2 separate regions of the Mus musculus genome follow, and region 1 is linked to region 2. The links are chromatin contacts, found by Hi-C or POLR2A ChIA-PET in ENCODE. All regions are on one chromosome and are shown on one strand. The core of a region is the stretch at or near the end of the contact, and the rest is flanking DNA. Distances in the headings are between cores, read along the strand shown.

The links. Hi-C counts contacts between places; a loop is a spot of excess contacts on that map. ChIA-PET counts read pairs that join two places held with the same protein, here RNA polymerase II (POLR2A).
Region 1: a loop to region 2 is called in a map of heart, with 10 times the contacts of the local background. The contact joins the promoter of Grwd1 here to the promoter of Rpl18 in region 2. A Hi-C loop is called at or near these places in 1 of 37 maps with a recorded cell type or tissue (heart). POLR2A ChIA-PET finds 5 or more read pairs at or near these places in 4 of 5 experiments (Patski and embryonic stem cell).

Annotation. Positions count from the first base shown.
Region 1 is chr7:45,829,255-45,832,065 of GRCm38, forward strand. Grwd1 (glutamate-rich WD repeat containing 1) reads right to left here and starts at 1,535. Exons shown (of 7, transcript NM_153419.2): 1 at 1,341-1,535; 2 at 1,038-1,155; 3 at 728-890. The coding sequence starts at 1,527. It also overlaps a transcript of Grin2d not described here.
Region 2 is chr7:45,716,653-45,719,352 of GRCm38, forward strand. Rpl18 (ribosomal protein L18) reads left to right here and starts at 1,419. Exons shown (of 6, transcript NM_009077.2): 1 at 1,419-1,487; 2 at 2,601-2,687. The coding sequence starts at 1,485. Sphk2 (sphingosine kinase 2) reads right to left here and starts at 1,350. Exons shown (of 7, transcript NM_203280.3): 1 at 1,049-1,350; 2 at 341-411.

The DNA.
Region 1 (2,811 bases), core at 285-2,784, 110 kb after region 2:
CTCCAGTTTCCCCTGAGATTCTGAATCATGTGTGCCAGGTGCACCCCAGGGTCTTGGCACTTTCGTTTTTCTTCTCTGCAAATCTGTTTCCACAAACACCCCAGCCCTGACACTTGCTGCAGGTCTCTAGTCCAAGAACACCGACTTACCCAGTCCTCCTCAAATTCACCATTTACAAAAAACAACTCTACCCTAGGAACACCCTTATACTACCACACTCAGCATCTTGTAACAAACTACAAGCTTTCTCTTGTTCCCTTTCCCACTAGTATGTTATGTTCATGGGCCCAGAGCTTTCTGTCTACAGGCTAAACCTTCTGGGAATAATGTAACAGATACAGGTCCAACAGAGACAGGTCCAGCTACGGGTTGGCTTTTGCTCTACATGCTCCTTGTATACCGTCTCCCTTTTTTGCTCATCTACCTGATCATAAAGTGCTCTATTTATTGAACTTGAGGTGAGCGCTCTACCACTAAGCTGCCTTTGAACTCATTCTATCCTGCCTCAGTTCCTAAGCAACAGCTCAGTAACACCCTTGCGTTTCACCACAATCAGGAGCTGTTTCAGCCTTTATTATCTGTTTATCAGCTCATAGAGTGAAAATGTCTGAAAATGAGGGGGGAGGGAGAGAAGCTGAGGGGCTGGAGGAGGTACTGAGAGACATTTGGATCTAGGGGGAGGGGTGTGCTGCAGAGAATCCTTAACAAGCCCCTGGAAAGACTGTACCCGAACTCGGTTGATGCCACCGTAGTGAGGAACCATGGCCAGTTCCAGCTGAGGTTTCTGCTCCTCCTCATCCTCTTCATCTTCATCTTCCTCATCGTCATCACTGCCCTCTGAGGGTGACGGCCTGGTGCCATGGAGATTGTGCATCCGAAGCATCATCAGTCTGGGGAAGCAAATACGGGTTAGAAACTGAGTGCCGGGATGTTGAAGGAGGAGGGAGGCTGGGGTCCCAGACTTTTAGGTCTGGCATTAGCAGAGAGCCCTAATGCGTGGGGCCTTGTGGATGTCTTGCAAAGGTCCTGGGTCTCACCTATTGCTCTGGGCGCTCTCCGCCTGGGTTCCCGCACACAGGTAAAGACTGAGAGGGAGCTCTGTCCGGTTGTCGCCCAAGTGATCTCGAACTATGTCAAAGCTGAGACAAGGGGCGCCTAGGGATGGGCGGGGAGATTAGAGTTGCTGAGTAGGAACGAGAGACTGGGAACTCGGCCTCCACCTCCTCCAAAGGCCGGCAGTCTGCAGGGTCACAATCCTCAGACTCCAGACCCTTCGTCCCCCAGACCCCAAGACAGGCCTTTCATTTCCCTGGACCCGAGAGTCAGGTCCCTCTGCCTACCAGTTTGCGCACGATGGTACAGCACGTAGGCCTCTTCATCCATTACCAGCTCCTCTCCCTCGCTCAGTGGCGGCCCTCTGCCGGGCAGGTAGACCTGGGATGGGCCTTCGGTTCCTGGGTCGCAGGTTTCAGCCTCCATGGGTTCTCCGGTTTCACACGTGCGACTCCGGCCCTTGCGCGCCGCCATCTTCGAACCTTCTTGCCCCGGACGCGAAGTGAGAGCGTCACTTCCGGGTTTCACCTCCCACAGTCTAAGACCCGTCCCACTGTACTGTTACCTTGGAAACCTGTGAACCAGCCAGAAGAAGGTAATGCGCAGAGAGATGGCCGCCACAAAGTAACCGCGTCCTGGCTCAGTGAGAAGACTTATATTAGGAGCAATTTTGTCTTTCGTGTGACCTTGGGGAATTCTTCCGCGCAGCAATGGCAAGACCTTCTGGGAGTTGTAGTTCTACAGAAGTCCTCGGCTTCAGAGCCCTCTCCATCTTCCACCTTTCATTCCCAGGGTTGTCTTTCCATTTAGTTAATTATTCATGTATGTAAACGAGCACTTACTGGCAAGGAGACTGGGCTTCTGTTCCCCGAGGACCTTTAAGGCCGATTTCTTCTCCTCTCCTTGTTATGATGGTTTTAAATTATTTCAAAATGCTTTAGGGTAGACAGGCTGGACATTATGTATAAGTTAGTGGATTGGATCTATCCTCCAGGGGCAGACCATTTCCCAACCAGGCATTCCCAGGGCAGCTCTGGTCAGCAGGCACTTAATCAGAAAGTCTCTCTTGAGGCTGCTGCTACAACTGAGTCAGCTCTCTTTATCTACCCATGTACACCCGAGTTTTGGTTAATTGGAGTAATGAAATATTGGAAACAGATCCTCACTGGTGAGATTAAGGAGATTCAAGGCGTGGGTTGGCCACTCTCCATTTGCATAAAATAACCCATCAAATCATTCTTGCCAGTAGCAAGGAGTAGGTCTCTAGATTTGGTCCTAATTTGTGCATCCCTTTTTGTATCTCTACTCTTGGGGGTGTTGTCTCTGCCCTGTCACCTCTCCACCCCTCTCCCCTGGACTCTTGCCGCTTCCTGGGGTTGACTGTGCTTTCCCCAATCTCCTGTTTTCTAGGACTGGGGACTGAACTCAGGGTGTTATGAATATTACAACACCCTGCCTCCGCTACACCACCAGCCCAGTTTCTGTTGTCTGACTGTCCTCCCTAAGGACTCAGTTCTCAGTTTCCATTTTTCTCCAGAGAAGTTGAAGGGACAGACACAGAACTCAGGCTTGGACTGAGGAGGCGTAAAAACATGGTTTTATTCCAAACACTGCAGTGTAGGAGCGGGAGAGGGGAGGAAAGGTCAGGTGTGGGCTCCCAGACCCTCCTCTCAGCCCAGCCTCAGACCCTGCTGAAATCTGGGAAAGGAGACCTGGGGGTGGAGTGTCTGCTGGATTATCACTGAAGGGTCACAAATA
Region 2 (2,700 bases), core at 169-2,668:
CTTGGATTTAGGTGTCCAGTGGGCACCCAGGCCTCTGCTGTCACAGCAGGGCTTGAGCCCCAAACTGGAGGCCATGTATGTATAGGCGGTTTTCGTAAAGAGTCTTGCTAACTCCCTGTGCAGGGCCAGGTTGGGGTTCTGAAGAGGAGGGCACATTGCAGGCTCAGTATCCCAGAGCCTGCTTCTCTCATCCAGCTGGCCTGTCTTGTACTACCCAAGTTCAGGTACTCCATACCAAAAGAGTGAAGACACTTTCAGGGAAGACACCCTAAAAGGGAGTCTTTTTCATCACTCTCTTTTTCCAAACAAGGAAAAAAAAGCAAAACAGAAAATCACTTACCCAAGATCACAACTTTAAATGGCAGAGCCAGGCCAAGTGTTGAAAGACGGTGATCCCAGCTACTTCGGAGGCTGAAGCAGGAAGAGTGAGTCAAAGCCAGCTGGGGCAACTTTGTGAAACCTTGACTTAAGGGGCGGGGGGGGGGGTGAGTGGGGGACAGAGCTGGCACTAGAACTAGCTTACTAAATGGTGAGGTGCCAACTGTTCAGTTTTGTATCTTTGTCTCTCCTTCTGCCCGGGGTTCCCTCACCATTTTTCCTTCTCACCCTCGGGCCTCCACACCTCCAACCACCGTCATGGTCTCTATTTCAGTCTCTCTGGAGCTTGTTATCTACCCGCTTTCCAAACCGGGAGTTCTGCGTGCCTTCTCTGCACATCAATATGTACATCGAAAATGTTGGGCCAGTTCAACCAGTCTGGTTTAGGAAGGGGGAAAAAAAAAAGGGCTGTCCCTAAGGACGAAAACAAAGGAGAGATCCGAGAAGAGGTCATCTTTAAGGGCAGGGGGAAAAGCTCAACACAAAATATTAAATAATAATAATAATAAGGTATTATGGGTTGAATAGCAGCAAGAAAGTCTCGGGTGAGAGATCTAGTAGGATTTCCTGAACTTCAGTTCTGTTTAGTAAGTTGAGCATAAGGAAAAGGCAGCCGAGAATTTAAGGAAGTGTGAGATGAGCTTTTTCTTCAGGGCGGGATAAGCCTCACCTCCGACACACAGCCCACCGGGTCCTCCGCGAGCCACCGAGAAGCGGTCGGCGTGCGGCCAGAGAGTCACCACGCGACTCGTCCAGCAAGCTCCGATCATGTCTCTGATTCTCCGGTCCCTTTACCCCTGGAGAGTGTTAGAGCAGGGACGGGGAAAGGCCAGAGAGGCTCCGGGTCCCAGCCCTTTCCTCAGGCTGACTTCTCTTTGGTTCTGGAAGCCTCGGTTTACTCGGTCCTCCCACATACCATCGAGAAACCCAAATTGTGGTAGAGCTCCGCGTCGCGCTCATGTGACGTCACCCGTGCACCACAGAGACGCCAGTTCCGGATAGAGTGTCCCGCATTGCGTCACGAGTGCGTCTCGCAGGCCGCTCTTTCCCCGCCCACTCCGGCGCGGTTCCGTCTTTCCGGACCTGGCCGAGCAGGAGGCGCCATCATGGTAAGCTCGCTGAGCGGTCTCCCCGAGTGGCCCATCCGCTGCCATCCTCAGCAAGTCCCGCTCGTAGCGCGACGGAGGGGTGCAGGCGGTGCCAAGGGGAACTGCGGGACAGGCTAGGGCCTTCGATCAGAACTTGCCGGAGCCGGTGGCCGGTCCCGGGAGCCTCCCGAGGCTCGTCGTCTTCCTTACAAAGTTTGGCTCCATGAGCCAGGCTGATTGCAGCTCCCAGTGAGTCCAGTCCGGCCTCGAGCCCACGGCCGCTCCCTCGCACCAATCTTTCGAGTGCTGCGTTTCCAAGCGGGACCGCTGCTCCCAGTGTCCCTGTTTCTTAACTTGCCATTGGGAAGTTGAGTGCTACGATGAGCGGAGCCACTACACGTTGCCGGGTTTGGGGACAAGCGTACGTCAGTCCTTCCCGGAACACTGCTCCTAGTGTGTTTGGTGTGTAGTAATCCTGTCCCTGCCTTGTATGTTGGGAAGACGTTTATGAAGAGCCTTGAAGGTGCAATGAAACCGCTGTTAGTATCAGTAACTACTTCAGGATGCTAACAGCTTGGAAAACGAGTGGGGGATAAAATTAACCCGAGCACTTGGTCTTTCTAGGGTTGATTTGAAGGACGTAGTGTAAGGCTTTGTCACAAACACGTCTCCACGTCTAGAATGTACTGTTGGCTTCTTTTTGACTGTTTTTCAGATTGGGAGCTAGTTTTGAGAACATAAATAAAAGCTAACATCTTTACAGGGATCTGAACTCTCATCCATACTGGGCCCAGAACCAGGGCCTTCACATGCTAAGCAAGAGCTGAGCTCTAAGGGACTCTGAGCCAGCAGCCGCTTGTCTTGTGCAGCTCAGTTTTTACACCGAGACAGTGTTTCAATGAGTTTCTGGACTCTGGGAGGAATGGTCCCAAGCCGAGACAAAAACATCACTTGTGTGTGTTAAGTGAACTTGTCAGGGGTGGGACATGTCTTCTTCCTCTAGTTTGAATCCTTTGAGGTTTGAATTGTCGACTAAGTAGCCTAAAAGTTACAGGTACGAACAGGTATAGATATCATCAAAGATATAGGGCAGTGGTTCTGACAATTGGCTCTATGGTGGTTCACCTCCCTCAGGGTGTTGACATTCGCCACAACAAGGACCGAAAGGTTCGGCGCAAGGAGCCCAAGAGCCAGGACATCTACCTGCGGCTGCTTGTCAAGGTAAGCCCGGGGT